2 separate regions of the Homo sapiens genome follow, and region 1 is linked to region 2. A link is a loop called in an ENCODE intact Hi-C map of the cell type or tissue named here. Cell type or tissue: mammary epithelial cell. All regions are shown on one strand. Each heading gives the region's core, and the rest is flanking DNA. Links, peaks and the distances in the headings are about the cores only. Region 1 overlaps DYM (dymeclin). Region 2 overlaps DYM (dymeclin).

Region 1 (16,236 bases), core at 6,470-10,469, 120 kb after region 2:
ATTGTGTTTGGAGCCAATTTACTATCTAAAGGTATTTACTGTTTCCATCACCCTGAATGTCACCAAAACATTTTATCAATAAAGGCAAAAAAAAAAAAAAAGCGTGTACTCATTTAAGATATATACTAAATTCCTGGTATTGTGTTATATAAAAAAAAAAAATATTTAGGGCTGAGCGTGGTGGCTCATGCCTGTAATCCCAGAACTTTGGGAGGCCGAGGCGGGCAGATCACAGGTCAGGAGTTCAAGACCAGCCTAACCAACATGGTGAAACCCTATCTCTACTAAAAATACAAAAATTAGCCGGGTGTGGTGGCGCTCGTCTGTAATCCCAGCTACTCAGGAGGCTGAGGCAGGAGAATCGCTTCAACCCAGGAGGCGGAGGTTGCAGTGAGCTGAGATCACGCCACTGCACTCTAGCCTGGGTGACAGAGTAAGATCCATCTCAAAAAAAAAAAGAAAAAAAATTGCAGGTGGTGCTACTTTTAAAATTACATCAGGAACACATGAAGCACTCCACATACCATGACAAAGAAACAGTACACAGTATATGTGTTTCCCTTCCCTGATCTGACCACATGTAAAAGAAACCTAACCACAGTGGCCTAAGCAAGATAGGTATCTATTTTTCTCATGTAAGAGGAAACCCAAAGATATGGGATCCAGGGCCAATGTAATAGTTTCATATTGTCACCAATGTCCCATGCTCCCAGGACACTAGTCTTTGCATGCAATGCTCATTAACATAGTTTCAAGACAGCCCAAGCATTGCCTCCACATTCCAGGAAGGAAGAGAAGGCAATGAGCAAAAGGCTAGAGTGGATATGCTCTGCAAGTTCATGACTTCTGCTCACATATACTTGACCCAAACTATGTCACATGGTCACATGGAACCGCCAAAGTGTCTGAAAAACTAATCTGGGCACACAGCACCACTCTAAACAATACTGGAGTTCTGTTAGAATGGAAGGGGAGAAAGGATGTCATGCAAGTGTCTGCTGCAGGAGCTCCGGTTGAATGGGAAATTGTCCCATTTCCTTCCCTAGGCAATGACTCTTCAGCTGCCTCAGCCCTACTTTCCTGGGTGCATACCACCAGGCCATATCACGACAGGGGTTGGTGGTTCTCACTTCGAAATCTATATTAAAATTCTAGATGCTGCATTCATGTACGACAGCAGCCTGGAGCCTATTTTCTCACAAATACCTGTCTTTCCTTTTGGGGCCATAGACAAATAGCACATTTCCAATTATATCTCCATGTAGACTGAGATTCTGTGATGAGAAACATTAAAATCTACTTTTTTATTTCAAAAATAATTCCTTGTACATATGCATTTTCAACAGGAGATGTAAATTGGTTCCACAGAGGTAAGTAAAAATCTTCATAGATACAATAATAATGGTTTGCGGTCCTCCAAAGGGCTGCAGGACATAAACAGATATTCAGTGTGTCTGGGGATTCAAATTTCATTAAGTGGGAGAGGCAATTATCAAAGAAATGTCAAACAAGGCTTCTCAGGGGGACAATATATTTTTTTAATTTTTTAATTTTTTATTTTTTTTGTGACGTAGTCTCGCTCTGTAGCCCAGGCTGGAGTGCAGTGGCGTGATCTCGGCTCACTGCAACCTCTGCCTCCCGACCTTGGTCCAAACGATTCTCCTGCATCAGCCTCCTGAGTAGCTGGGATTACAGGCATGCGCCACCACGCCCAGCTAGTTTTTGTATTTTTAGTAGAAACGGGGTTTCACCATGTTGGCCAGGCTGGTCGTGAACTCCTGACCTCATGAACTGCCCACCTTGGCCTTCCAAAATGCTGAGATTACAGGCATAAGCCACTGCATCCGGCCTAATTTTTTTTTTTTTTTTTTAAGTAGAGACAGGGTCTCACTATATTGCCCAGGCTGGTCTCCAACTCCTGCATCCAAACAATACACCTGCCTCAGGCTCCCAAAGTGCTGGGATTACAGGCGTGAGACACTGCACCTGGCCAATACTTTTTTTTAAAGGTGGAGAATCACTGCTTTAAAAGTAACAAATGAGGCCAGGCACGGTGGCTCACACCTGTAATCCAGGCACTTTAGGAGGCTGAGGTGGGAGGATCACTTGAAGCTGGGAGTTCGAGACCAACCTGGCCAACATAGTGAGGCCCTGTCTCTACTTTAAATTTTTAAAAGCAACAAATGAGATGAACATTTCGAATCACAAAGGAATTGCATTGAGCTGCAGTGACAGAAGCCCAGTTACAGCAGTGTTAACAAATAAGGGTCTATTTCTGTCACATGAGAAGTCCAGGATGAAAAAAGGTGGTACTGGTAGTTGTTGGCTTTGGTTCAGCAGCTCAATGACATCAAAACAGAATTTTCTGTAAGTCTCTTGGTTCATGGTGCCAAGAAGGCTATGCAACTCAAAAGACTATCCACATTCCAGACAGCAGGAGAAAGGGCTGTTAAGATCAAAAAGATGTGCCTCCTAGCTGACTCAATCAGTTCCTTTTAGAGAGCTTTACCCAGAGGTTTCATTGGAGGACCTTCCCCTACATCTCACTGACTATGCCTAGCTTCAAAGAAGGCTGGAAACGAAAACCTGGCTTCAAAAGAGGCTGGAAATACAATCAGGAAGTCAGGAAGATAAGGAGAACTCAACTCACTGTGTCTACCACAATATGAAGTAGATTCAAACTGCTTCTCTCTTAAAATCTTGTTTCCAAAGATCTATAAGATCTCTTAATACAGAGATTAATTCTGTGCCTACCATATTCTTAATATAGTTTCACTGTTTTCCCCTTAACAACGTAACATTTTTGTTTTGACAATGAATAGTCAGTCTAAATATTAGGTAGAGAGAAAAGAACTCTGTGGATATAGAATCCTTAAAAGGCACACATATAAGTTCTATACAAGGACCCACAAACTTCTCAACATGATCAATGATTATCTGCCATATACAAAGAAGATAAAACAAATCCTGGCCTAGCCAGAACTTACAAGAGTGGAATATCAGTGATCAACTGCATCAAACAGCACAGCAATTCTTCCAAAAGATCTTCTGAGTCAGAACCTGGTAAGACACATAAAAAGATTTTTTTTTAACAAAGTACACAGTAGAATACAGTTGTTCAGAAGTTACATTTTCATTCCTAATGAGAATACAAACAGTTATCATTATATAAACTCAGATATTAATGTTGACCTCTGAATAAAATCCAAATCATGAATAGGTTAGCATCTATGATGATCTTCATCTAGCATAGGACCTTTCAACACCTGCTGTTAATAATACAGCTTTTAAAGCTTGAAGGTACTTTAGGCTCCTGTACGCCAGTAGTTGTCAGATTTCTTATACTGCACTGTGTTTCTTTCAATGAAATCTTACATTAAAGCCAAATATATGAAACAGATAAAAATCAAGCTGCTCTCACTGCTTTGTTTGAAGCAGGGGTAGAGGACTTTTATCCCTCCCTCCCCAACAAATATCTGGCCTTACCCTTGATTTCTTGATGGGAGGGCCTGAAGGTACCTTTTATGAACCTCTGGCACTCCACGGATCATAGACTGAACCCCATTAAAGAGGCCAACCTCCTCTTTACAGACAATGAGTCAAAGGTAAAAGGGCTTTCCCAAGTCACAGAATAAATAAGTGGCAACGGCAGGATGCAAATTACCATTCCAATGGAAATGTTCCCCTATCCCAAACTACTACAGGTAAGTGACCTCCAAATTCCCAAAGTCAGTCAGTATCTCATGTGACTTCTGGTCTTGGACATTACTGACACCTACTCCTTCATGAAATTCTTTCTTTTCTCAGTTCTTATAATACTTTATTTTTAACCAACTTCTTTTTCTATTTCTTCCCAGTGTCTGCTTCCTCAAAATACGTTTCAACTATTGGCATGTTCCCCAGAGTTCCACCATTGTCATGCTTTTTTGTTCATTATCTCATCACCACAGTGCAGCTAAACAAGTTTACTAAATTAAAACTCACTCCTGGGCTGGGTGTGGTGGCTCACACCTATAATCCCAGCATTTTGTGAGGCCAAGGCAGGCAGATCACCTGAGGTCAGGAGTTCGAGACCAGCCTGGCCAACATGGTGAAACCCCACCTCTAATAAAAATACAAAAATTAGTCCAGCATGGTGGCGCACGCCTGTGGTCCCAGCTACTCAGGAGGCAGAGACAGGAGAATTGCTTGAACCCGGGAGGAAGAGGTTGCAGTGAACTGAGGTCGCGCCACAGCACTCCAGCCTGGGTGACAAAACAAGACTGTGTCTCAAAAAAAAAAAAGAAAGAAAGAAAGAAAACTGACTCCTGGACTCCTTTAACCTTCATAACTAGTTAGTATTGTAGTTCCAATTTTACTCCTCTGCAATCCAAACTCCAGATTGCAATCAGACAGAGCTAACTAAACTCCATCCTTTCACTCTCCTGGCTTAGATCTTTTCAATTACTTTAAGCTGATTAATATATATCAGAAAAATTCCATGCTCCAAAGTACAGCATGCCAGACTCTTGGAGATATAGGTCCTGCATCCCTTTCTACATTTATCTTCCTCCAGTACTGCAGTGTATATTCCAGCAATGCCAAGCTATCCACTACATGCCATTTCACACCTCAGTAACATTCCCTCTGCCTGGAATAGCCTCCAACAATAAAAACCTAGTTTTTAAAAAGCCCATCTGTATCCATCTGAACCATCCTCAGTTTCATATCCTCCATGAAACCCACTCCCTTGTCTCACCCTGAATAATCTATAAAGTATCTATGCCTTGTGCATGCCTCTTGCGTTGCATATGTTGGTTACATTATGCCATCATTTTTTGTCTACAAGCAGGCAGGCCCCTACTGGACTCTATACTTCTAGAGGATGATGACTCACAAAGAGCTTGCACATAGTATGTACTCAATACAATTTGCTGAACTGAGCCCAAGCATCTCAGAAAAAATCCAGCAGTTAATTGCAAAGCATCAAAGCACTTGGAGTCTCAAAAAAAAAAAGTTTAGCAATTTCTTTTCTAGGCTACAATATCACCTAGCATTCAGAAATTATAAAGAAATTTCATCCTGCTTTGCCACAAAGAACTGGCACAGTAACCCCGTGAGAGGTAAGTACAAATCTTAAAAAGAATATTAAATCATGCTGAACACAGCAATCGATGCTAAAAAGGATACACAGCAAGACTCAAGTTCAACAACCAAATTAAATCTCACTCCAAGAAACATCGGGCTTGGCTCTATTATTAGTGAAGAAAAAAAAATAAAAGAGTAAGTCACACTTGTCTCTGGGACTGCATGATTAGTTACCAGATCTAACTAAAATCCCTCTCATTGCCAAGGCTGTCCAACATAACTCAAGTTAACAACCTACTCCAACAAGTTGATTTGTTGGTATGTAATATATACTCAATGTACGTTTGCTAAATGGTCACTCCTTAACTCATTCTACAGGATGCAATGTCCCAGGCCCAAGAAAGAACACTTAAAATCACTCAGTGATTCCCTAAGAAACATTTCAGACCAAATGCCAGTTTAATAACATCCCTGTTCAGCCAAGCAGCCAGCACAGTTTTTTAATTACGGAAGGTGAGAGACCAAGCACTCAGGAACCACAGATGGTGCCTGATTTGATTTTTTAACTTCCAGGGGTATAAAAACACCTAATTTTTACATCTTAAAATGATGACAAGGATTCTCTATTCAATTCCATGTGCCACTCAAATCACAACCTCGGCCAAATTTACAGTTGGGTCAATTAAGGAGTATACACACAGCTTTGTTACCAATCTAATAAAATAATGAAGATGATGATAAACATATTTCATAGAAGTAAAATGTAATATTTCAAGGCCAAAGCTCTAACAAAAGACAATAAGCAATTTCCAGCTGAAATATCTTAAGACTTCCATTCACTAAAAAAAAAATTCCTCAGAATTCTAAATTCTTGTTTCTCAGCTAATCTAGAAGTAAATAATTGTATTTTAAGTGAAGATTGACAAGATTTGACTGCTTACTAGGTTTGACATCAAGCAAGCCATTCATATTGCATTATTTCCCAACTAGCACTTATATCACCTTAGCTTTCTTATAAGGCCAAATATCTTCCTTAGTTCCAAAAAATAAATATAAACTCACCTACAAAAAGTATAGTAACACATTCAAGCATTTCATACAGTAAAAAGAATCTTAAAAGTTCTTGAAATTTGCAGGTCAATGACAAAATAAACTGAGGTTCTTTGAGCAAAGGTCTTTGCAAAGATTCAGTGTGTTTACTGTATTGTAAAGTTTTATAACTTAGAGTTCTCTAAGAAAGAACATTTCTCTCCTAAGAGTTCTCTCTCAATGCTTGGTGCAGTGGCACCTGCTATAGCACCAGCTACTCAGGAGGCTGAGGCAGGAGGATCTCTTGAGCCCAGGAGTTGGAGGCCAGCTTGGGCAACATACCAAGACCCTATCTCTTAAAACAAACAAACAAACAAGAGTTCTCCCTTAAAGAGTTTTAAATTACCACAATAGGTCCAGACAAATATTTTAATATTTTAAGTCTTAGTTTCTATAAGATCATATTAACAGCAAACATTTACCAAGTACTCTACCCTTTGACAGGCATTGTGATGAGCACTTTATACTCAATGTCATGTTAACGTTAATCCTGACAGTAACTCTTGATGAATAGTTAATGATTATGATCATCATTTTACAGATGAAGACATCAAGGCTCAGATAGGTTAGTTTAATTAGAGTAAGGGGCAGAAACCAGATTGGAACTCAAATCTATACTCTCAAGGAAAAAAATTAAAAGGAAAATATCCTTTAAATTATTTTTAAAGATATGTTTCTACACAAAGTTGGGGGAAAATATTCAACCAATTCATGTTTTACTGAACACTGTAAACACAAAACCCCAAGTACTATGGGCCCGGTTAGGAGGGAGACATCTGAAGTACTACATATTAGTTTATACATAAAGATGACACACTATGTATTCATCAACACATACTAGAAGTTCTTGACTCCTTCAAAATCCAATGTACAAATAATCTAAAACAATGAATAAATATAAGCTATTATCATCCGTATTGTGCAGAACAAGGTCACTAAAATCCCAGCCCTATCCCTGGAGTTTTCTCACTCTAAAGCCCCACTGCTCTAGTCCCTAAGAACTTCACCAGGGGAAGAAGTAGACAAGCGAGATGATATCTAGGGTCCCTTAAGGTTCTAATAATCTATACCCAAAATTAAGCTGCAGTCCCTGTTAGTTCATTCTATTCAGCATCCATTCAGCACCATGTGCTGAGTGAGACAGCACTGTTGTTTTGTCCTTAGGGAGAGAAGCAGAGAACAGTACAATACTGTCCTAATCAAATGCCTTCCAACACAGTAGGAGGGGAAGGGAAGACAGTAAAAAAATTATTTTTAAAAAGCACTCACTGATCATTAGAAAACAAAGCAACCAGAAAAATGAAACATATGGATTTAAATCAGAATACATACAGTCATTAAAAGAAATGTTAAAAGACAGAGTTTTTGTCTTTGTTTTCTTTGCGTTCAGAAGGTTGAACTGCCAGTTTTTTAATGCTGCCCAAAATTACACTGTGCCAAATACAAGTACTAAAAACTTAATCGAACAGGGCTGTACTCCAAAAATAGGTTAAAAGAGTACCTTAGAAGTTCAGAATAAAATTGGCTTCTTTAAAATGGAAGACACATAATTAAATTATATTTATTAAAAACTTATATTCAGAAAATAAAAGACTCACGGTAGAGTCTATGTTTTTGCCACTTTAATAGTGAAACTAACATTGAAGTTATTCTAAAATATTAGATTTAAACTTCTAATTAGCAAAACCAAAAATGTCTCTTGTAGGTTAATCATAAAGAGGAAAGGCAAAAGGACTCTTCTAAAAAGAAAAGTGATCTGCATTTCAGTGCACTACAGTATTTATAAGCTTGTGTCCTGTACCATTCCAATCAGATCAGTAATAATTCTGGTTGACTGCTATTATTTTGGTCAAACAGAAATGTTTCTAATTACCCTAAAAGATAATATACTCTACCAGGTTTGATTATAAAATGTGCCTATAGAAAAGTTTAATTGATTTTGTTCCACTGATAACATAAGGGAAAGAAAGGGAGAGAAGAGACAGAAATATGACAAAACAATCACACCTATTATATGACCAAAGAACAGTTCAGGAATTCCTAGAGGCACTTTTGTTTTTCTGCAGATACAGATTACAAGTCTTATATATTACAAGTCAATATTTTAAAGGAATAAGTCCATGCTTTCTTTTTTCTCTGGGCCACATTTTTCCATATGGGTTTGTTTTTTGCATTGCTTACCTATAACTAATAAGGTTAAATTATTAAATTTGGTATTTAAACAAATAAAGCAAAAACCACCCAACCACATACTATACAATTTTGGGTTTACCTCCTGAGCTACCTACCGCCTGCCCCAGTCTCTAGGGCCCAGTTCCAGCAGAGAAAAGAGAGCAGAGAACCTGCTGCCGTGGCAGCCGAAGCACCTGAGCCATCTGGAAAAACAAAGCTGGTTTCACAGGACTCACCGCCACCGAGTTTGGCAAAACAAACATGCCACAGGTTTTGAAGGTGATTCCAAAGAAAGAGTTTCAAAAATGTTTTAAGTCTGGGGAGAATGGAAAGGAAACTGCTTGTGTTAGACAGGGGGTAATTAACAAATTTTAAATATACTTCCACAAATTTCCTATCTTGTATCACTTTTTTGTTTCGTTTTGATCTCTCACAAGTCAGCCACTGCCTTCACTGTTTGGAATCCTTGGCTCTCCACTGACCTGCCAGCGTGAGGCCAATGCTGACTGAAAGCGCGGTGTGCACAGGCAGAGCCTGCCAAACGGCGGTTCCCACTGGAGGGTTTCGGGCTGCTTCACTAGGGGACGCTGAAATGTAAGCCTTTTCCCCGTTTTGGTTCATTTTCTCTATAAGAGTATCCACTAATCTGGCAGGAAAGGGAATAGGGTGGGTAAAATCCTGGTGCCAGCATTCTAGCAGCCTAGTCAAGATACCTTACCCTTCCATATGTGGCCTTTCCACTGAGCCCTCGTCTCAGTAGGCCACCCTCCTTCCCCATTGCCTGAGAGTTCATTCAGGAGACTCTCTGGGTTCAGCCTCTATGGATAACAGATCTCTAGTATTAAACTGGGAAGGGGGGTGGCCTCCTAACACATGGGAAGGGACAGAACCTTGGACAGAACTGCTTCTTCCAACCAAGCCTGAATGCCTTCAGAGACCCCTGGCACTTCTGATTCCTAAGACTTTCCAGGGTTCTGGAGTAAGAACTGGCTTTTTTTCTGGAGTTCTCCAACCTTGAAGCCATTTAGCTTTCAGCTTTCACAGATCAGTGAAGCTCATCATTACTCCATTTTCCAACTTTCAAAATGTTATTAACATTGTGTTCCCCTCTCTTCTTCAATCTAATAAATTCATGACTTTTTAGAAGTCCCTTTGCTGATATTTTATTGGAGTTCCAGGAGAAAGCAAACATGCATGTTTAATCTACTATGCTTGAGAATAAGTCCCACAAAATAATTTTTTAAAAATAAGTTTATATTGAAACTGTTTTGTGCCATGGAAGTGCCATTAAAGCCAGGCTTCCGCTTGGCTTTGTCGAGTCCCTGTCCCTTTTCTACTCTCCACAAAGCTGTACTCACAGGTCATACAGTGTCTTGGGCCTAGCACCTTGCTCGCCCCAGGTCTGGGCAGCTGATCTGCTGCCTCCCTCCCCTCAGTGCTCACAGAGCTGCCCACTGGGCCACAGGTGGTAATCTCTTTCAAAACAGGAATAACGCTGGGCGCAGTGGCTCACGCCTATAATCCCAGTACTTTGGGAGGCCGAGATGGGCGGACCACTTGAGGTCGGGAGTTCAAGACCAGCCTGGCCAACACGGTGAAACCCCCGTCTCTACTAAAAATACAAAAATCAGCTGGGCATGGTGGCCCACGCCTGTAATCCTAGCTACTTGGGAGGCTGAGGCAGGAGAATTGCATGAACCTGGGAGGCGGAGGTTGCAGTGAGCCAAGGTCGCACCACTGCACTTCAGCCTCGGAAACAAGAGCGAAACTCCATCTCAGAAAAAAAAAAAAAAAAAAACAAAACAGGACTAACTCCCTCTCTGGGCTCTTCATCCTAGCACCTCCTACTTCCCTGGACCTTCCTTTCAGCTTTATTTCCCACCACCCCCACTTTGTTGCTTTTATCTTCAGCCTCTCAATCTCCAAAGGCTTCTTCCCTCATTTAAAAAATAAATAAACAAAAAATAATTGTAAAGAAACTATAGGCGGGTTCAGTGGCTCACACCTGTAATCCCAGCACTTTGGAAGGCCAAGGAGGGCAGATCACTTGAGGTCAGGGTTTGGGACCAGCCTGGCCAACATGGTGAAACCCCATCTCTACTAGAAATATAAAAATCAGCTGGACATGGTGGCATGCGCCTGTGATTCCCAGCTACTCGGGAGGCTAAGGCAGGAGAACCACTTGAACCCAGGAGGTGGAGGTTGCAGTGAGCCAAAATCGTGCCACTGCACTCCAGCCTGGGAAAGAGAGCAAGACTCTGTCTCCAAAATAAAAGAAAAAGAAACTATCATTGCAGCATGGTGGAGTAGTTACTCCAATAAGCCCTCCTGTACAAAACATCTAGTTCTTGGCTAAAATAACACTTTTTAGTGCATTGATGGGCTTCCCAGAATGTAAAGCAAATTTCTAAGGACTCCAACCCTATAACCAAAAGAACAACCTACGAGCAAATAAATGGACTTGAATCCAGAGTAAAACACTGAGAAGTAAGCAAACGCTAAGATAGGTAACCCTGAGGATGAATGCCAGTTAGAATGAAGCCCACTGACTAAGCCTCAGTCAGTGGCAAGGAATGGGGCCTGAACCTGAGACTCCACATTAAGTCAAGAATTGCTGCAGGATGCTAACATGGCATCAGGTGTTACAGGCCCTGGATCCCTTTAGAAGCAAATGCAAATCTCTCCCTTATTTGGAGCCTCAAATAAGATCAAACAAGGCTAAGTGTGGTGGCTCATGCCTATAATCCCAGTGCTTTGGAAGGCCAAGGCAGGAGGATTGCTTGAGGCCAGGAATTTGAGACCAGCCTGGGCAACATAGTGAGACCCCATCTCTACCAAAAATAATCTTTAAAAATTAGCCAGGCTTAATGGTATGTGCCTGTAGCCCTAGCTATTCAGGAGGCTGAGGCTTCAGTGAGCTGTGACTGTGCCACTGCACTCTAGCCTGAGTGACAGAAACTCTGTCTCAAAATAATAATAATAATAATACAATCAATGACATCAAATACACAAGGAAACAAGCCATGAGAAGCGTTTCCAAAAACAAACAGCAGATTTAGGCCCCTAAGGATTTAAAATATTGGATTTATAAGACGCCAAATGTGAAATAAATATCAGTATTACCTTGGCAAGAATGGGGTATAATACCAAGCCAGAGGAAAGAAAAACTCACATTGAAGGCAAAAGGAAAATGGAAACAATTTTGTATTACTTCATAGTTTTGCCTAGGGCTGGCTTTGTCCCCTTTGACTGATTCTCAAACGCATGGACTAATGGAAGAGCTATCCTCATATAATAATACAAATTCTCCCTAACAATCTGCTACCACATCATACATAGCCTATGGGAAAATGTTCAAATACAAAATCCTCACAAATTTAGATTACAAACTAAGAGCTTACTGACAGTCACATTACTCTCATAAAGACTGCTTCACTGAAAATGCCAGCAATATCCATGTGATCACAGCAGTATTACAATGGATTGGAATAAAGAAAAAAATGCTGTATGTGGAATAAGCCAACATACCTAAGATGCCTCAGTTGACTTTGCTCAATTGTTTGCAGATGGCCCTCTACTTTTGTAAATTCGACCTTCAAACAACCTGTACCACTGTATATTATCGACCCCACTCTTTCATATACCTAAATCAGATATCATATATCAGCTGATAAATGGATGTCTTCAGCTACTGCATGGTGATGCTCCATTTTTCCCCCTTTCAACAGTATCTCTGTAATCATTTAATTTTATTGCTCTTTTATCAACTGTAAAAAGAAATTGGCAGAAAATATAAAAAGGGCTAAAGTAGAAATCTCAAACTAACAACATGGAAGACTAAGGTAAAAATAATTACATATGCCAAAAACAGAAAGTTTTTAGTCTTAAAAGATATTCATTGGACTTAAGCTGGTGGACCAAGAGTAGGCTCAATTATAAACACTAAAGAACATGTATAGGGCCGGGTGAGGTGGCACATGCCTGTAATCCCAGCACTTTGGGAGGCCGAGGCAGGCAGATCACCTGAGGTCAGGAGTTCGTGACCAGCCTGGCCAACATGGCAAAACTCCGTCTCTACTAAAAAAATACAAAAATTAGCCAGGCATGGTGGCAGGCACCTGTAATCCCAGCTACTCAGGAGGCTGATACAGGAGAATTGCTTGAACCTGGGAGGTGGAAGCTGCAGTGAGCCGAGATTGCACCACCGCACTCCAGCCCAGGTGACAGGGCAAGACTCTGCCTGAAAAAGAAAAAACCATGTATAAAATCCTGAACTGTCAACTCTGTATAAAGGAAGCATATATTCACAATGATAGGTTCAAATTAAAAAAAAAGAAAGAAAAGGTCTGTCAGTATGCAGACAGAATCACAGAGATTACCACAGAGATGGCTCTTTCAGTGAGATAACCATCTTGATAAAGTGGCCTATGGTTGAAAAAGTGTCATTCTCCCACTACCCTTACATTAGGTTACCTAGGATGCACAACAAAAAACCTTGCTTCTCAAGCTTGGACAAGGGTGGGGGGTGCAGGGATACTCTGAGATTTGGACCCCAAAATAAATACAGTATATCTCTAAAATGCATCAATTCACTTAATGGTATATAATGAAAAATAATTTTATATTACAATAAAAATGATATTGTTACAGGACAGAGAAATATGTTACAGGAAAGGGGTCCCAATCCAGACCCCAAGACAGGGTTCTTGGATCTCGTGCAAGAAAGAATTCAGGACTAGTCCGCAATGCAAAGTGAAAGCAAGTTTATTAAGAAAGTATAGGAATGAAAGAACGGCTACTCCAGAGACAGAGCAGTCCCCAGGGCTGCCAGTTGCCCATTTTTATGGTTATTTCTTGACTATATGCTAAACAAGGGGTAGATTATTTATGCCTCCCCTTTTTAGACCATATAGGGTAACTTCTTAAGATTGCCATGGCATTTGTAAACTGTCATGGCGCTGGTGGGAGTGTAGCAGTAAGGATGACCAGAGGTCACTCTCGTGGCCATTTTGGTTTTGGTGGGTTTTGGCTGGCTCCTTCACTGCAACTTGTTTTATCAGCAAGGTCTTCATGACTGGTATTTTGTGCCAACTTCCTATCTCATTCTGTGACTTAGAATGTCTTAACTGTCTGGGAATATAGCCTGGTAGGTTTCAACTTAATTTACCCAGCTCCTATTCAAGATGGAGTTGTTCTGGTTCCCATGCCTCTGACAATATCACGTTAAATAAAGTAAAAATATGCACATTTTGTAGGACATAATACAAAACAAAGTGCTGGGTTTGCAGGTATTGAGTGGGCTATGCTCTTGGGCCCTGTGAGGATAAACATTCACTCCATTCTTGCTGCTAGCACTTCATGGGAAGGTTTGCAACTTACCAAGCAGAACTATGTTTTTGGTACTACTGGCATCACAAACATGAAGGCCAGCATTAACAAAACTAACACACGCAAGACACAATTCTAATTAAAAGCTCTAACTTCAGACATCAGTATATATTTAAAAAATATAGAAGGCTAATGATCAAAATAGTAAATTAAACATATCCATCTCTTGAAACTCAAACTCAATGTATAAAGCACAAGCTCTGAAAATCATGCTAAATGATAAACAATAACTGTGAAAGATGATGGGGTGGTTTGGGAATAGTTAAATTAATTAGATTCTACATAATTCTCACAAATATTCTCTCCTAGAAAAAAATAAAGTATATAACATTCAAAATACCAAAATTCTGCAGTATCTCTCACACACCAACTTAGTTAACTTCCTCAAAATCCTTGATTAAGTCTATACTATAACATACAGTTATATGGTAGTCAGAGAACATAATGGTCAATCCCAAAAGAAGATCAAGACCAGCAAAAAATCTAGCTATATTCAGAAACAACTTAGAAGGTCTTATGTTCCTTTCCTACTTAGTGACTGAGAAAGAGACAGAAAATGTATTTTGCCTGTGAAAGTTTAGGGGGAAGAGGAAGCAGTACCTGTTTTTCCAGTACCACTAATCAAATGTGGAGTCAAAGGGACTTTTATTATTGAAATAAATTTTGGTGAAATGACAAATGCTCAATCTCTAAAAATATTAGGATGGTTCAGTTTGCTTCCTGTGCCTCAGCTCCCTTTTCCAAGGTAGCTTAATGAAAGGTAGCTTCAATAAAATTTGGCTGCCTAGGCCAGGCCCAGTGGCTCACACCTGTAATCCCAGCACTTTGGGAGGCCGAGGTGGGCAGATCACATGAGGTCAGGAGTTCAAGACCAGCCTGACCAACATGGTGAAACCCCTGTCTCTACTAAAAATACAAAAGTAACCGGGCATGGTGGCACATGCCTCTAATCCCAGATACTTGGGAGGCTGAGGTAGGAGAATCACCTGAACCCAGGAGGCGGAGGTTGCAGTGAGCCGAGATCGTTCCATTGCACTCCAACCAGGGCAACAAAAGTGAAACTGTCTCAAAAAAAAAAAAATTGGCTGCCTATCTTTTTTAGAGCAGAATCTCAAAAGTTCAACAGGAATTACTTCAGAGTAGAAAGCACAGAATCCAAGAAAGGAATGGCTGATCTACAGTGAAACTGGAGAGTTGTTTCCCCTGAGAAGACAAGGTAAACATTTTTATCCAAGGGAAATACTCGTGGGGCAGCCCCTAAACACCTGGGGCTCTCACAGTTACAAAGCGGGAAAGGGGAAAAGACACACACACACACACACACACACACACACACACACATCTATACCTACCTTGGGCTTTAGAAGAAAAAAATATATATATATAAACATATATACACATATATATATGTATATATACACACACACATATTCATTGTCATTTTATTCACCCTTTATAGGAAACTATTCTTAATAAATTATAACTTGGTACAGTATCTGAAATTTAACATTTTTTTAACAGCATCAAAGAGAATTTCAGTACCTATCCCCTTCCCCCTATCCCCCAAAGTTAATGAGGTAGTAATTCATACTAACTCAAAACTGGACAAAACAATAAGTGACCTTCCATGAAATGGTCTTCTGGGACAGAAGGGAAAATAAAAGATGACAGCAAATAAAACTGCTAAAATTGATATGCTTGCTTTATTCAAGAATAATAAAGTTATCCACATTTTAACTATGAAATGTAGAATAATACCTGAGATACTGTGATGGTTAATATCGAGTGTCAACTTGATCGGATTGAAAGATGCAAAGTACTGTTCCTGGATGTGTCTGTGAGGGTGTTGCCAAAGGAGATCAACGTTTGAGTCAGTGGACTGGGAGAGGCATACCCACCCTCAATCTGGGTGGGCACCATCTAATCAGCTGCCAGGACAAATAGAATAAAGCAGGCAGAAGAACATGGAAGGAACAGACTTGCTGAGTCTCCTGGCCTTCATCTTTCTCCCATGCTGGATGCTTCTTGCCCTCAAACACTGGACTCCAGATTCTTCTGTTTTTGGACCCTTGGACTTACACCAGTGGTTTGCCAGGGACTCTTGGGCCTTCAGACACAGACTGAAGGCTGCACTGTCAGCCCTACTTTTGAGGTTTTGGGACTCAAACTGGCTTCCTTGCTCCTCAGCTTGCACAGGGCCTATTGTGGCACTTCACGTTGTGATCATGTGAGTCACTACTCCTTAATAAACTCCCCTTCATATATACATCTATGCTATTTGTCCTGTCCCTCCAGAGAACCCTAATACAATAACTTTCAAAGAAAAGTAGAACATATGATTTCCCTTCCCTGCAACCAGCCAACTATGTCATCTGTTGGAAAGAAACTTTAGAACACTTACGAAACAAACTTAATTGTGATATTTTTAATTCAGTATGCTCTCAAGGATGAAACTTGAATTTAAATACACTCAACCATATTTGTCCAGTATCAGTAGAGGAAAACAAAAATGTTTCCACA
Region 2 (16,236 bases), core at 5,721-9,720:
CCAGGATGGTCTCGATCTCCTGACCTCGTGATCCACCCGTCTCGGCCTCCCAAAGTGCTGGGATTACAGGCGTGAGCCACCGCACCCGGCCTATACCTAGGGTTTCTAAAGGAAGCTTAGGGAACGGCCAAGAGCCAGATGGACAGAGAAAAGAGCTGCCTCCTCGCTACTTTAAAAGAGGAGACCTGCTCCTCTTCCCAGATATAACTCAAGCATCAATCATCTCACTGGTAAGGCTTCCGTGACACTCAGGTGAGCGGGCTGCCTTCTCCTGGGTCCCACTTTCATCACAGTAAAACACAGAGCCTGCTAGACAATAAGCTCTCTGAAGACAGCATGAGTCTATGGTGTGAATTGCCAATGCCTGGAGATGTCTGACACATGGTAGCCACACAGAAAATATCTGATAAATGATTATATGTCCCCTAAATACCTACTCTTGTTTAAAATACTCCACGAAGAAATCATTGTTAGGGCTGGGCGTGGTGGCTCACGCTTGTAATATGAGCACTTTGGGAGGCCAAGGATGGTGGATCACTTGAGGCCAGGAGTTCGAGACCAGCCTGGCCAACATTGTAAATCCCTGTCTCTACTAAAAATGCAAAAGTTATCAAGGTGTGGTGGTATGTGCCTGCAATCCCAGCTACTTGTGAAGCTGAGGCATGAGAACTGCTTGAACCTGGGAGGTGGAGGTTGCAGTGAGCTGAGAGATCATGCCACTGCATTCCAGTCTGGGTGACAAAGCAAGGCTCTGTCTCAAAAAAAAAAAAAAAGAAAAAAGAAAAAAAAAATCATTGCTAGAACCAGTCTCTTTAGTTTCTCAGAGAACATACTTAGAATCTCAGTGATTCATTTAATACTGAGTGATCCTAAATTGGAAGTTCATAATGCTATGAAGGTCTCTGATTGGCTTATGTACTCAGATACCATTATTATGTCGATATCAGGCAGTAAGTTATGACAGAGTTGTATATACTTCTGAATTTCCAGGACTAATGGGTCCATGAAAGTTTATTCAGTAAAGAATAGACAAATACTCTTACGCTTCAATATAATCTTCATGTTTGACTAATGAAGAAAGCAGGCACATTTTAGATTTTTTTTTAAAAAAGTCATTAACAGGAGGAGTGTCACATTGAGTTCCTATAGTAATTTTTCTTAACCAGTGGACCTCAAACCCCGAAGTCCTCACAGATCTTTTAAACCAGGATTCCTAAGAAGGCAAAAGTTTTGTCATCAACTAACTTCTCTCCTACTCATTTAGAGGGTATTTGCTACGTATGACTATCTCCTTGGGAGAACTGAGGAAATCCTCACTTAACTGGTTCTCCGCTGGACTTGATTTTCTCATGAACTCCGATTGGGAAAAGCTGCTTAGACCATCTGTCACAGGGTGTCTGGGACCCCCACTATTCACCCTCAAATCTTTTCAGTCAGTAACTACTGAAAGATAGTCAATGAGTTTTTAAAAACATGTCAACAGGGGGATCACATGTTTAGAAAGACTGGCAACAACTGCCCCTAAGTAAAGTGTTATATTAAACGACCAAGTACACAAATTACTTGTTTTTAATTTAAAACTTCACTTATAAGAAGCACTGGCAAAGGAAGGTGTTGTAGACAGAGCACAGGTGTAGGTTTAAATACCAATGTTGTCACTGTCCATAGACAAGCTACTTCTCTGACATTTAGTTTCTTCATTATAAAATATAAATAATACTCATATTATTGGATAACACAAATAACCGATTGCATAGGATCCAGTATGTGTGTGACGGATACCAGCTTCACAGAAGAAGAAGAAGAAAAAAACCCAAAAACAAGGTAGTCTATAGGCACACTGGTTCCTCCTTACCTATAGAGCCAGTAGATTTTAACCATTTGTTTTAGCTCAATTCAAGTATCAGAATTTCATCATTCATTCAAATACCTACTGCACCATCAAGAACAAGACATGGTGCTGTGAGCCCTCTAACAAGGAAGATCTTTTTCCTTTGATAATTACTGGGTAACTGTTGCGGGAAATCAGGGACCCGGAACAGAGGGACTGGCTGAAGCCATAGCAGAAGAACATAAATTGTGAAGATTTCATGGACATTTATTACTTCCCCAAATTAATACTTTTATAATTTCTTATGCCTGTCTTTACTGCAGTCTCTGAACATAAATTGTGAAGATTTCATGGACATTTATCACTTCCCCAATCAATACTTTTATAATTTCTTATGCCTGTCTTACTTTAATCTCTTAATCCTGTCATCTTCGTAAGCTGAGGATGTATGTCACTTCGGGATTCTGTGATGATTGTGTTAACTGTACAAAATGTTTGTAAAACATGTATTTGAACAGTATGAAATCAGTGCACCCTGAAAAAGAACAGAATAACAGCGATTTTCAGGGAACAAGGAAAGATAACCATAAGGTCTGACTGCCTGTGGGGTCAGGCAGAATAGAGCCATATTTTTCTTCTTGCAGAAAGCGAGTAGGAGAAATATTGCTGAATTCTTTTCCCAGCAAGGAACAACCCTGGGGAAGGAATGCATTCCTGGGGGTAGGTATATAGATGGCCACTCTGGGAATGTCTGTCTTATGCCGTTGAGATAAGGACTGAAATACGCCCTGGTTTCCTGCAGTACCCTCAGGCTTACTAGCATTGGGAAATTCCAGCCTGGTAAATTCTAATCAGACTGGTTCTCTGCTCTCGAACCCTATTTCCTGTTAAGATGTTTATCAAGACAATGTGTGCACAGTGGGACACAGACCCTCATCAGTAATTCTAATTTTGCCTTTGCCTTGTGATCTTTTATTGCCCTTTGAAGCATGTGATCTTTGTGACTTACTCCCTGTTCGTACACCCCCTCCCCTTTTAGAATCCCTAATAAAAACTTGCTGGTTTTGCAGCTCAGGTGGGTATCACAGAACCTGCCGATATGTGATGTCAACCCCGGCGGCCCAGCTGTAAAATTCTTCTCTTTGTGCTCTTTCTCTTTATTTCTCAGACCAGCCGACACTTAGGAAAAATAGAAAAGAACCTACATTGAAATATTGGGGGCTGGTTCCCCCGATAGGTGACTGCTATTCAGCAGATGCCATTCTAAGCACTTTAAATGTATTAACTCATTTAGTCTTCACAGTGGCCCTAGGACAGTAGTCCCAGTTTGTAAAGGAGGAAACTGAAGGACATTGAACAAATGAACAAATTGTAAATGCTCGGAAAACTCACAATACTTGTGATAGGGAGTTATCTACCTACCTTTTTAAAGCTAGCTTTTCCAAACTATCCTTGTCTCTCCTAAGGAAGCATTCTCTCTTCCCTTGTTTGTCCTATCTCTGCAACATCTGATTCAGTATGTATTTACATTGGACACGTGAGCCACTTTAAATCTTTTTACCTTTGTTTATTCCCATTTCTCCTGTTAACACAACACTGTTTCTTTGTCTTGGAAAAGGTACTTTTTAAAAGTCCATGAAACACATGCAATTCATCAAGAAGGAAAATGCTTTATTAAGTCACTCTATTTTTCTTATCTGGCCTTAGCATTTTATAACATATCAAATATCACAATTTTGTAAAAGACAGAGAGAAAGCGTGCCTCTTTTCTCTCTGTTCTGGGAAAAATACTAGGCTATGAACCTAGATGACTTGGTTTTTTGTCTGCTTCTGCAACAGTGTTCACTTGGACTGGTCACATAACTCGAGATTTTAATATTCCCATATGTAAAATGTGGAAATTTGCCTTAGATGATCTTTAAAGGTCCTTCTAAGTCTATAATTTTATGACTTGTAAATAAGGCTTTAGAGGTGGAGTTAATGACACTGACATCTGAGTTGGAGGTTCATTATGACACATGTACAAAGCAAAGAGGAATGAGGCCATTCCATCCTTTGCTTCTTCTAAGATATTTAAATACAATGCATTAGCAACTGAGAGATAAAACCTAGAGCAGTATCAACTGGCTACCTTACTGAAACAGTGACAGGTTTTTCCAATGGCAACAGAAATTCATAACTAGGTAAGGAGTGTTGGGAGACAATTCCCCACTCTCTCATGTTTTGCACATCTTAAAAGCAGAGGCATTAGCAGCCTTGTGCTCCGGGCTATCTCTGCGTGGATGCTTGTAGAGTGAACAGACTTGGAAGACAGAGATGGTGTCTCTCTCTAGAGCAGAGAGTAGTTTACTATCAAATACATTAAAGATGTCTCCCTTCAAAGCAAAGGTTGGGCAGGTGTGCTTGAAGGCTATCATAAAAGACTGGGGATTCCCAAGCTCTGGGTTCCGCTCCTGTATTGCAACCCACTGCACTTACAGGTGTCACCTGGCCCTTGTCATGTTGCCCTGTGGGTATGGGAACCACACAAGAAATGAATATTCTGGCTCCTACTACTGCTGCGAGTAATAATTTATGATAAAAAATATAAAAAAAGGACAATAACAAACTGTCCTTTGTCCTTGACCCAGGAGTCTTGGGTGTCCTACCAGAATCTACAAAACTGTAGCAGGTAAACTTGTTAGCTTGAAAGTAGGTAAAAATCTTACAACCTTCATAAAAATAAACAGGAATGGAGGCTTAATAATTCATGGCTAAGAGGACAAAGTTGAACCACACCAAGTTACCTCTGTAACATGATGGTGACATTCAATAAAGCTCTATGGAAGTTATTTTAAAGTTTAATTTGCTGTGTGGCAATTTTGTCCACAAAGGTCTTTACTTATAAGAAATAAACAATCTGATAAACATATGACATGTTTCTTTAAAGCTGACATTTTGAATGTGCCAGCAGTCTAAACTGAAATTAAACCAATTATGAAGTTTTCTTGTGTCCCATCAAGTCTGCCAAGACACCCTGTTGTACAATACTAGCAATTTTTTGAATAGGTAACCATTTTCTACTGGAAACTTATAAATTTTCAGAGAGGAGCTGTCTAAATGTTCTCAATGTAACTCCTTAAGAAAGGACTAAACTAAAAAAGCAAACCAAGCCAGATTTCCCTGAAAAACTTAGCTGCCTTCAAAGTACCACTGGCTGTAGGAAATACAGGAAGCCAGATTTTCAAGACAAACATTCCTCCTTCCTTTCCTGGTTACTGCTATGCCAAGATCAAACAAGGATCAGCAAAGACCAAAGGAATGAAGAAACTGGAACCTTTTTATTGCCTGGGCATTGGGCAAGAGCAAGCTAATTCTATCTTTTAAAAAATGAAATCATATACATTTAAGAGAAGTATTTATACTGCAAGCCATTGCTCAGATCTCCTACCAATCTACAATAAAACAATTATTAAAAACTTCTATCTATGTTCAGTGAGATCTTCATTTTCTTTGTTAGAAAAATATTTGGGGAATATAGGCAATTCAAAAATCCATTGGGCAGGGAATCAGAATCTTGCAATATTAGCAGAGACCAATACATTCTTTTGTAGAGATGTTATCCAGATTTATTTTTAGATTCAAAATATCTCAAAAATGTTATAATACTATAATAGAGAAAATAGAGATGCAAGACTTTACAAGCCATCATTAACTCTTACACCACTCAAATGAAGTAGGTATGATATCTCATTCAAGAGATGAAAAATAAGTTAAATAACTCAGCAAGGTTTTGGAAACAGAACTGAACCATTCATTACAATTCTTACCATCAGATAATTCCTTCCCTAAAGAAATAATTTCCTGACTACAGTGCTAACAATAATATGAGGTTGAAATAAAATCGAAGTTTAAAAAAAAAAACCAACTATAACACTTAATTTCTAGATACAACAAATGGCATTCGTCTGCAATAAAAACATATCTTAAAGAGGACTTCAGCAGTGGTAGGCATTCATAAGTATTAAATTAAAAATAAAGTTTAATATCAAGGATTAGATATAAAAAATATTATTGTCTCAGGCTAAAAGACACACAGTTCTTATCACTCTTTTCCAGGATAATTTCCACATACCATGTATTGTAATACCTGAACACATCCATACCTGTCTCAAACATGTCAGTTCTAAAAAAGTGGAAAAGACCTTCCTGTCTTTGCTACTATAACTTTAGGTACTTAGATAGATTGGGAGGCAGGTGGAATCAGGGCTAGGGGAAAGCAAACTGAATGACCACCAAGGGCACGGCTACCTTAGATTGTAGAGAACTGTCTGTTCCAGATCAATCCCAGGAGTTTGGATCCATGGTCCCATGGTGAGCGAGTCACTCTCAGAAAGAGTATTCTGCCATTCTTGGAGTGAGCCAGGCTTTTGATCTGGACAAACCTGGGATAGCCACTTACCAGCTGTGAAGAGTCAATACCCTCGACTGTCTAAACCTCCAGACTTCAACTAGCCTTAAATGTAACACAAGAGAGATAAGTGGTGAGACACTGAGGATGGCAGGTATAAATTTATCATTAAATGGACTTTTTAAAAAATAAGGCAATATTTCTAAAATTATCATAATCATATATTATGTTATTACATATTTGAATTGTGCATGTGTGTGTGTGTAATATAAATTCATCCCAACAAATAGGTCAATTTGCTTATTAATATTCCCTTTCATGTTTGAGAAAAAAACCCATGAAAACTTAATTCAGTGGGAACAGAAGTGAGGAAGCCTGTTGGGGTAAGTTACTATTAAAGAATTATTTAAATGAAGGCTGGGGGCAAATTGTCTTTCTTTCTTTAATTCCATGAGCCTGAATGGTCTAAAAGATCTTATTTGCCCAAAATAGAGGAGCTGACCACGTAGTTCAACAACCAACTTCTGTTTTGTAGTCTTCAAAAAAATGCTGGGTGATTAAAATATGTGTCATCATGAGTGCAGGGCAGGAAAAGGCAACTCATATAAAATGCCAGCTTGAGACTACTACACGGAAGTTGCACAACCATACACTTAAAATCTGAAGTGTATATACTCACTCCTGATGGCTGTGAGAAAAAGTGAAAGCATAAGTCATGGATTTGAGAATTTTAAAGTTCTTAAATTGCATGATTAAATTTTATCAGAAATAACTGTATTGCTCTCATAAAATTGTTTTAATTAAAACCTAATCTATACTTTGTATTACTTTATTCTCAAGAGGTGTGAAAACCCAGAAAGCTTTCAATAGAGTCTGGCACTGTCTAAAGCATCTTATGGACACCAGATCATCAACTTCACTAGTTTCAAGCGGCAGCAGACATCTGCAAAATATAGCCAGATGCTAATCAACTTGCATGAAGTCTCAGAATAGTGGGTGCCAGAACTAAGTTTAAATTCCAGATGCCAGCCCATCTTCTAAGAATCAGTCACTAACTATTTATTAAAAGTCTATTGTGTGCCTAGAGAGAGCAACTCTCTGTAAAGTAATGCAAAGAAATATAAAATAAGTCTTTTATCTCCAGTAATTATTACTCTGCTTAAGCAACAGGACTTGCAACTCCAGGCCAGGCCAGTATGTTGTAAGTACCTACACTGGACAGGTAAGACTTGGAAGTTCTATCTTTCCCACACCTACTTCTGAAAGAAGCCAGGTAACCATATCCAGATCTTCTAACATGTAGCTTTCTCCTTTCCTGGGTCTTTCCTTCCTGTTCTAGCCCCAGTAACTAGCCCCTAGGCCAGAAACTGACAGTGATCCATGGGCTGCTACGAAGAGATGAAGAGGGCCAAATGGGTTCTTTCTCTTTGTAATCTGAAGAATGGGGAATATGAAACAACTATGTTAGCAGCAGCTTGGTCCAAACAAAAGGCCTAGGAGCTGAACTGGGGAGACCTCAGCAAGTTGAAGAAGCCACTGCAGGTTCAAGATAAAAGACATGGAATAAAGGGGTGGGAAGCTGGTTGAAAAAGAAAAACCTACAGAAAAAAAGAGGTGACACAAAGAACTGCCTCAACTTTTTTCTAGTTCCAGACCACATTTATCTAGATTCAGCGATATAGCTGTGAAAGAGCAAGGAACTGTAATGATTCAGTAAAGCAGAAGCAGTGGGTATATGGCAAATGGCAATTGAAGACGAAGGGCAAAGGGCAGGGCCCAGACTATGTCACTTTAAGAAAGGGATCCTCAGCCTTGACACTACTGCCATTCTGCGTTGGGTAATGCTTTCTTGTGGGGTCTGTAGTGTGCATTGTAGAATGTTTAGCAACATCTCTGGCCTCTACCCACTAGATGTCAGTAGCAACCTCTTTCCCACTTCTGGCAATAACAATAAAATCTCCACGTATTGTCAAATGTCCCCTGGGGGGCAAAATCACAGTGAAGAGCACAGGTCAGATTTTTAACCTGATAGCAATAGGAAGCCATTTAATATTTTTAAGCAAAAGAAGCAATGAGATTTGCTTTTCCAGTGAATACAGCAGTGTGCAGGGGTGAGTAGGGAGGCAAAAAGACCCAGTCAGACTACTGGCATAGTGTGGGTGAAGACGACACACATGTGAACCAAGACAGCAGCCATGGAGAAAGAGAAGAGCATATACATGCAAATTACAATGGCAGTTAGGTACAACTTCAGGGTCCAGTAAGATAGAATTTGAGAGAAAGGGAGAAAAGTTACAGAACTGGCTTGGCAATTTAGGTGACTGTGGTGAGGGCCATTACCTAGGACAGGGGATTTAAAAGGAAGAGTAGGTTTGAAAACGAGTTCAGTTTTAAACATAATGAAAGTCTGAAGTAAGCATGAGATACCCAGGTGGTGAACCTAGTGGGGTTGGTGCTCAGCCAGCTAATGCTTACTCAGGGCAAATTATGTGCGAGGCCGTTACAAATGTCAACGCACTTCATCCTCACCATAATCCTTTGAGATAGCAGCTGCTGCCGCTCCCGTCTTACAGATGGGAAACTGCTGCATAGAGAAGGTAAAGAACATCATCACCAAGATTCCATAGGTAGTAAAGTTCTGGAGCTGAGATCTCAAACCCTGGCAGTCTGGCTTCAGAGGCTATGTGCTTATCCTCTACATTGTACTGTCTGCCAGTACAGTGAAGGAGAAAGATCTAGATTATGAATTTAGATTTGGGTGGTGTTATAGTCAGTTCTCACGCTGCTATAAAGAACTGCCCGAGGCTTGCACAGTGGCTCACACCTGTAATCCCAGCACTTTGGGAGGCTAAGGTGGGCAGATCACTTGAGGCCAGGAGTTCAAGACCAGCTTTGCCAACATGTTGAAACCCCATCTCTAGTAAAAATACAAAAATTAGCCAGGCATGGTGGCATGCACCTACCTGTAATCCCAGCTACTTGGGAGGCTGAGGCAGGAGAGTTGCTTGAACCTGGGAGGTGGAGGTTGCAGTAAGCTGAGATTGTGCCACTGCACTCCAGCCTGGCCAACAGAGTGAGACTTGCCTCAAAAAAAAAAAAAAAAAAAAAAAAAAGAACTGCCTGAGACTGGGTAATTTATAAAGTTAAGAGGTTTCATTGACTCACAGTCCAGCACAGCTGGGGAGGCCTCGGGAAACTTACATCATGGTGGAAGGTGAAGGAGAAGCACGGCACCTTCTTCACAAAGTGGCAGGGAGAAGAGTGGCACAGCCAAGGGAGAAGAGCCCCTTGTAAAACCATCAGGTCTTTTGAGACTCACTATCATGAATGAGAACAGCATGAGGGAAACTGCCCCCATGATTTAATTACTTCCACCTGTTCTCTCCCTTCACATGTGGGGATTATGAGGATTACAATTCAAGATGAGATTTTGGGTGGGGACACAAAGCCTAACCATTATCAGGTGATTTTCAGTATACAAATGACAGTAGATAAAGTCATAGACATATATGTGATCTCCCAGAGAAAATGTGTAAAGACAGAAGAAAACAAGACAGAATGAGATACTAGAGAAAACTACCTGTTAATCAAAGGGTGAAGGAGAAGCCAGAGGAAACAGCCAGTGGAGGGACATGAGAGACAATAAGGGACAGTCTTAAGGGCTGGAAGTAAATGGTATCTTTCTAATCTAAAGCAATGCCTTGCATATAATCTACTCTTTATAAATGTCTTGAAATTCAATAACCTCATAATCCCAAATAAAGAACGCAGCAAATATGCACACTTATGGCATATCCAAAAGACTTACAAAGTTAAGCAAAACTCAAATTAGATCTGTGATTCTCCTAGAACACCAAGAGTCTGTAGAAGGCACATGGTCATTAAGTATGAGCAACAGCCTAGGTACTGTAAGGAATCATTCCTTACATTTATGTCCAGCTAAGGAGGCTTTTCAAAGATTTATCCACATCCTTTCATAGCAATGTAACATGTTATCTGTTTTGCATTTTGTTGAAGATCATGTGAAATACTGACTCTTCTAAGTTTTGCAACTGACAAATATAAAATTGTGTAGTCTCTTTCTAAAAGAGGATTTAGGAATCATGTATATGAAAACTGCTTACTTCTCACTTGAAGTGGTTACTAGAGCATCTGGTGAATTCTGAGTTGTACTGCTGTAATAACCCTTCTGGGTATCTAAACAGTTTTTGTCATGCATCCCTTATCATACTTTACATTTCTATACCCTAAACACAAATATTTAGTAGGAAATGAGTTTCCTCAAAGTACAAAAAAGCTGGCCCCCATTTCCAGCTCAAGACAAATATTTTCTCAGGAAATACATAATGATTTCCAGGCCAAAACTCAAAAGTGTTTTCTAAACTTTAATGTGGATACAAATCATCTGGGGATCTTGTTAGAAAGAAGACTCTGATCCAGTAGGTCAAAAGCCACACCTACACTCCGCACTTCCAACAAGCTCCCTCCTGCATGACACGATGCTCTGGTCCGCACCGGCTACTCAAATGTGGTCCTTGAACAAGAAAAGTGCTGGCAGCATGTGGGAGCTGGGTAGAACTACACTTCCCTCAGTGCGACAAACAGACCATGATACTATCATCTGCTCAAACAGGTGACTCAAGAAATTTACCTTAAATTCTTTTCTTCAAAATCCACTTAAAAACTCATTCAATCACACTTTCTTTTTTGTTGTTATTAAGAAAAGACCTTCTTTTCTCTCCATTCCTTTCGATTATTCTAAACTGTGAGTCCAACCCTTAAGCCCCTCCACAGTAATAGCCCCAGCTGTTTCTTTCAGGCCTCTCACCTGTGATCCCCATAGAGGTCCACAGCATGCCAGTTCCATGAAACTGGTTATTTTCTACATATAAATCATGCTCTCTCACCATAGTCCCTCTCTTGTTTTGCTTTGGTTTGTTGTAGTTGATGATTGCTGTATCAGGCCAGTTTCTCTTATCTATCATGTCATCTTTCTGTAGCCACCCTGCTTAATCTTTCAATGAGAAGCCTTCTTGCCATTCTTGGAACCAGCCATTCACCCCCTCCATAGCAATTTTTCTTTCATTGTAATATTAAGATATAATAATATATATTTCATATAACATTCTGCTGTATAAAAGATCCTTGTATCATATATATATATATATATATATATATATATATATATATATATATACACACATAGATGGGTCCTGGTCTTATTCCTGCTACTGAAATGCAAGCTGCTTGAGGTCAGGAAACTTTATTATTTATTTTGATACTTCTTGCATTGCTTAACATAGTTCGTTATTCATATTATGCTAACTAACAATCTATTAAAATGAAGTAAAGCACTACTCATTATTGATGATAAACAATCTAAATGCTCTCAAATCACAAATCTAAACTATGTTTCTTATTTCTTCAAATATGATTGGTTTATTTTCTACTTTTGCCATCACAGATTAAAACTTGGACACAGTGTTTTTATATGCATTTTTCCCAACTAAAAAATTGTTTGCATCTCAAAAACATTTAATCGTGCTAAATGTATTTTATCAGAACTTAAATTATCAACCAGCTAATTTGGCATTTTCATATCAAACAAGCTAAATGTTCATTTATCATTTGAGAAAAGTTAATTGTGTAATGAAATCTTCATGAAACCATTATAAAACTGCACATAAACAGAAAAACAGCCTACAAAGCAGCACAGAAATCATTAACTCTGTTATGGTGAAATAAAGCATGGTGACAAAGGTTAACTCCTGGAAACTAAAGGCTCTTCAGAATACCTGAAAAACTCCAAGGTAGGAGGAGACTGCTATGTTTATTTTAAATCGTGAAGTTCACATTATTCCAATGTCAGTCAACTAGATGATCTCTCAAGTACAAACCCAAAAAACAATCTAATAGAATGTATTAAGACCAGACATAAATTAAATAGTGAGTCAATGCAAAATATCCTGTACTAAATTCTGAAGATAAACAGACAACTTAATTTTGAGTAAGTTAAAAATGAGCCCAGGTCAATCAATGGCTAACCAATGAAGAGAATGTGAGATCAGCATTTAAAAGTGATACGGAGTTGTTATCACCACCAATGACTGCTAAACAAAACTGAATGGTCAAAACCACATGCCCAGACTGAGGCAGGAGGATCCCTTGAGCCCAGGAGTTTGAGCTTTCAGTGAGCTGTGGTTGCTCCACTGCACTCCAGCCTGGTTGACAGAGTGAAACCCTGTCTTTAAAAAAACAAGAAAAGCCTGGGCGCAGTGGCTCATGCCTGTAATCCCAGCACTTTGGGAGGCAAGGTGGGCGGATCATGAGGTTAGGAGTTTGAGACCAACCTGACCAACATGGTGAAACCCTGTCTCTACTAAAAATACAAAAATTAGCCAGGCGTGGTGGCGTGTGCCTGTAATTCCAGTTACCCAGGAGGCTGAGGCAGGAGAATCACTTGAACCCAGGAGGTGGAGGTTGCAGCGAGCCAAGATCACACCACTGCACTCCAGCCTGGGTGACAGAGTGAGACTCTGTCTCAAAAAAAAAAAAAAAAGAAGAAGAGAAACCCTGCATTGCCCCAAAAGTAAGAATTAAAGGAAACAATATGACTTCACTGGGGTTCTATTTGAGACCTACTTGGACAACACTGAACATCCTACAGGAAGTCAAAAAAGTACCCCCATATGCTAAAAAGCCCTGCAATGATATTCACTTATGACTGGTTAGTTAGCTTTCCTATCCTTCAAAGTCATGTCTTTACAGGGTGAAACCCCATCTCTACTAAAAATACAAAAAAAAATTAGCCGGGTGTGGTGGCGGGCACCTGTAGTCCCAGCTACTCGGGAGGCTGAGGCAGGAGAATGACGTGAACCCAGGAGGTGGAGCTTGCAGTGAGCTGAGATCGCACCACGGCACTCCATCCTGGGTGACAGAGCGAGACTCCATCTCAAAAAAAAAAAAAAAAAAAAAGTCATGTCTTTGGCAATGGGTGGGGAAGAGACAAGGGTTTCTGGCAGACAGAATAATGGCTCCCTCAAAAATGTCCATGTCCTAATCCCCTGGACTTATGAATGTTACCTTACATGGCAAAAGCGACCTTGTGATTATGATTCTGACTTTGAGATGGAAGATAATCCTGGATCAGGAAGGGTCCAGGAAATCACAAGAGTCCTCAACATGGAAGAGGGAACCACAAGAGGAGGTCAGAGTGATGAGGTATGAGAAGGACTCAACAATCTACTGTTGCTGGCTTTGATAACAGAGGAAGGGGCCATGAGCCAAGGAATGCAGGCAGCCTCCAACACCTAGAAGAGGCATGGAAACAGATTCTCCTTTACAGCCTCCAGACAGAAATGCAGCTCTGTTTCAATTTTAGCCTAGTGAGACCCACAGTGGACTTCTAAACTAGAGAATTTTAAAATGACCAGTTTGCGCTTTCAGCCACTAATTTTTGGTAATTTGTTATGGCAACAATAGGAAACTAATACACGGGTGAACTGCTATAAAAATTCTCTAAAACGCACACAGATAAATCCTTAAAAGTGTAGTGTGATGCTCTATAAAATGCGCATCAAATACATTCATATTTAATTTGCATTACTAAGAAATATACCTGCTCCTCTAAAAAACTAACATTACACTTAAAATTACATTTTATAAAAAGATTGAATGTAAATACAATTAACTTTGATCAAAAAGTTAGGTTAGAAAACAAAATGGAACGAGCTATTTTCAACCAAACAAGAAGGTGATAAAAATTAAGTAGGAAAATTTGATAGTCCTCACAGGTAACATTTAAAAAGGAACCACCATAGTATCCATCTTAATAGCTCAGCCAGAGGCAAATCAGTATTTCTTTTAAAGTTCATATTTACCTGATGATCCTCTGGGCAGCATACTGATGGAGAGAACGAAACTGTGCCGACATATTTGCTAAAGCTGCCAAACAATTTGTGTGAAGGTACTTGTCCTGTGAGGAAACAGCGGGTGTAAAACATACAATCAAGTCTTCTCTATATTTTAACCAAGGTTAACTATTAATAGAAGCAAATGTAAACTCAGTTGTCACTGATTTTAGAAAGTTCAGATCCACTATCTCTTTTTTCTAATTCCTAAATCCATAAAGCACTGAAAATTCAAAGTTTTTTCCACAACACAAAAAATGATGATGTTCCTGACAGTCTTCATTATTCCCTCCATGGTGAATATTGAAATATTTTGCTACAGAAATATAACGTTTAATTACAGCATGCTACTTAAGGCCCTAATGGTTACACATAGTAGAGTATATAAACTATAATTATCTTTCTAAAATCCAAAAACTTCTGCTTTCTAAAACATAGCTGGCTCCTAGGGTTTCAGATAAAAAACATGAATGTGTATCTGCAATAGCCCCACGGAGGAAAATAACTGAAAATGGGCTGGGAGTAGGGGCTCACGCCTGTAATCCCAACACTTTGGGAGGCCAAAGTGGGAGGATCACTTCAGGACAAGAGTTCAAAACCAATTCAAGACCAGCCTGGGCAACATAGCGAGACTTTGGCTATTTAAAAAAAAAAAAAAATTAGTCAGGTGTAGTGGCACATGCCTGTGGTCCTAGCTGCTCAGGAGACTGAGGCAAGAGGATCACTTAAGCCCAGGGGTTGGAGGTTACAGTGAGCTATGATTGTGCCACTGCACTCCTGTGCAGCCTAGGCTGAAGGGCAGTGGCACAATCGTAGCTCAAAAAAAAAAAAATGCCATTTCTCTTAGCTATGAATTCTGTACACTGCTTCTCTTTAATAATACATTTCTATTAACCAGAACTGAAATTTGCTCCCAGGTACTGTGAAGAGAATCCAGCAGAAATTTTTCTTTTACTCTTTAAAATATTCTCTCTTCTACCTTTCTTTTTCATTTTAATTCATATTTTCTTGTGCTCATATCCTCTTGTACTTTGTTATTTGCTGCTATTAAAAAAGGCAAATCAGTGTTACTGGCCAAATAAAGACATACAATAGCTTTTATCTAAATGTTTTGCATTGCTTGTTTTCTATTTCATGTAAAATATCTCCAATCATACAAGCCATTAAATATTAAGACCTTATGTTACATTAGGATCATGTAATACAGTGACTATACAGTGACCGGTATTTTCTACCATATGTCACGAGAATTTTAGCATCCTAAAAATTGGGATTGCTTTAAACTATCGTCTTAATTGTACTGTATGCAAAAAAGATAGAATAGCAGCTGGAATACTTACTCGTGTCCTAGTCATGTTGTATTGAATGGTTCTTATTACCACCAGGATCAGGAGACTCCCCAAGGAGATTTCAGTTAAAACTCGTTCTGAATACCAAGTAATATTTTTTAGTATCTGTAATGGGGAAGAAAAGTTTAAGTAAAAAATGATTGCTTTACAGACAAAAGAATTACTCCATGTCCACAATTTTTGATAAACGATGACTTTGCTCTGAAGGTGAGTTAAGCAGCACAGACAGAGGCCACGCAAATGAGTCCAGATCTTCAAGGAGAGATGCTCCAGTGCTCTGCCATGGCTGTGGAGAGTAGGCAGCTCTGGCGCACACCTCCGGGCCTAAGTAAGCAAGAACTGTTTTCTAAGTTAAGACATTTCCACTGTAGATTTGTAACCTAGGGATCATAGACACACACACACACACACACACACACACACACACACACACAGAGACACACACACACACAGAGAGAGAGAGAGAGAGAGAGAGAGAGAGAGAGAGAGAGAGAGAGATAGGCAGGCAGGCCGGCAGACAGGTGCGAATACTGGGCAGCATAGCAGCCAAATCTGGGCTGCCCCAAAGAAAGAGGTAAAATGGGGGAAAAAACAAAAAAAAAAACAAACCAACAGGCTCAGCCGAGCACTAGAACTCCCTAATGTTCTCTTTCGTTAAGGTTACTCCTGCAACCTTTCTCCGTGACTCAAGGAGAGTCACTGTGCCACATTATTCTCTACCTATGCATGAAAAAGGAAGAGACTGCTGGGCTGATT

The links. Hi-C counts contacts between places; a loop is a spot of excess contacts. Peaks named below come from ENCODE experiments on the same cell type or tissue, not always from the same donor. Only the 100,000 strongest peaks of a DNase experiment are listed, where the experiment ranks them.
Region 1: it touches region 2 in a loop (4-fold over the local background); 1 of 110 quality-filtered maps calls a loop at or near these places.

The regions. Positions count from the first base shown.
Region 1 is chr18:49,360,174-49,376,409 of GRCh38, forward strand. It overlaps DYM (dymeclin), which reads right to left. Exons shown (of 18, transcript NM_001353214.3): 6 at 2,988-3,060. Among named protein-coding and RNA genes, the nearest start is that of DYM, 92 kb to the right of the region's middle. In mammary epithelial cell, for the core only: no CTCF peak of the experiment used is centred there; a DNase peak (open chromatin) is centred at 8,808; H3K4me3 peaks cover 739 bases; H3K27ac peaks cover 723 bases.
Region 2 is chr18:49,242,909-49,259,144 of GRCh38, forward strand. It overlaps DYM (dymeclin), which reads right to left. Exons shown (of 18, transcript NM_001353214.3): 12 at 15,472-15,585; 13 at 14,102-14,196. Among named protein-coding and RNA genes, the nearest start is that of MIR4744, 200 kb to the left of the region's middle. RefSeq lists an enhancer at 8,041-8,220. In mammary epithelial cell, for the core only: a CTCF peak has its summit at 8,139 (motif pointing right); a DNase peak (open chromatin) is centred at 6,823; H3K27ac peaks cover 834 bases.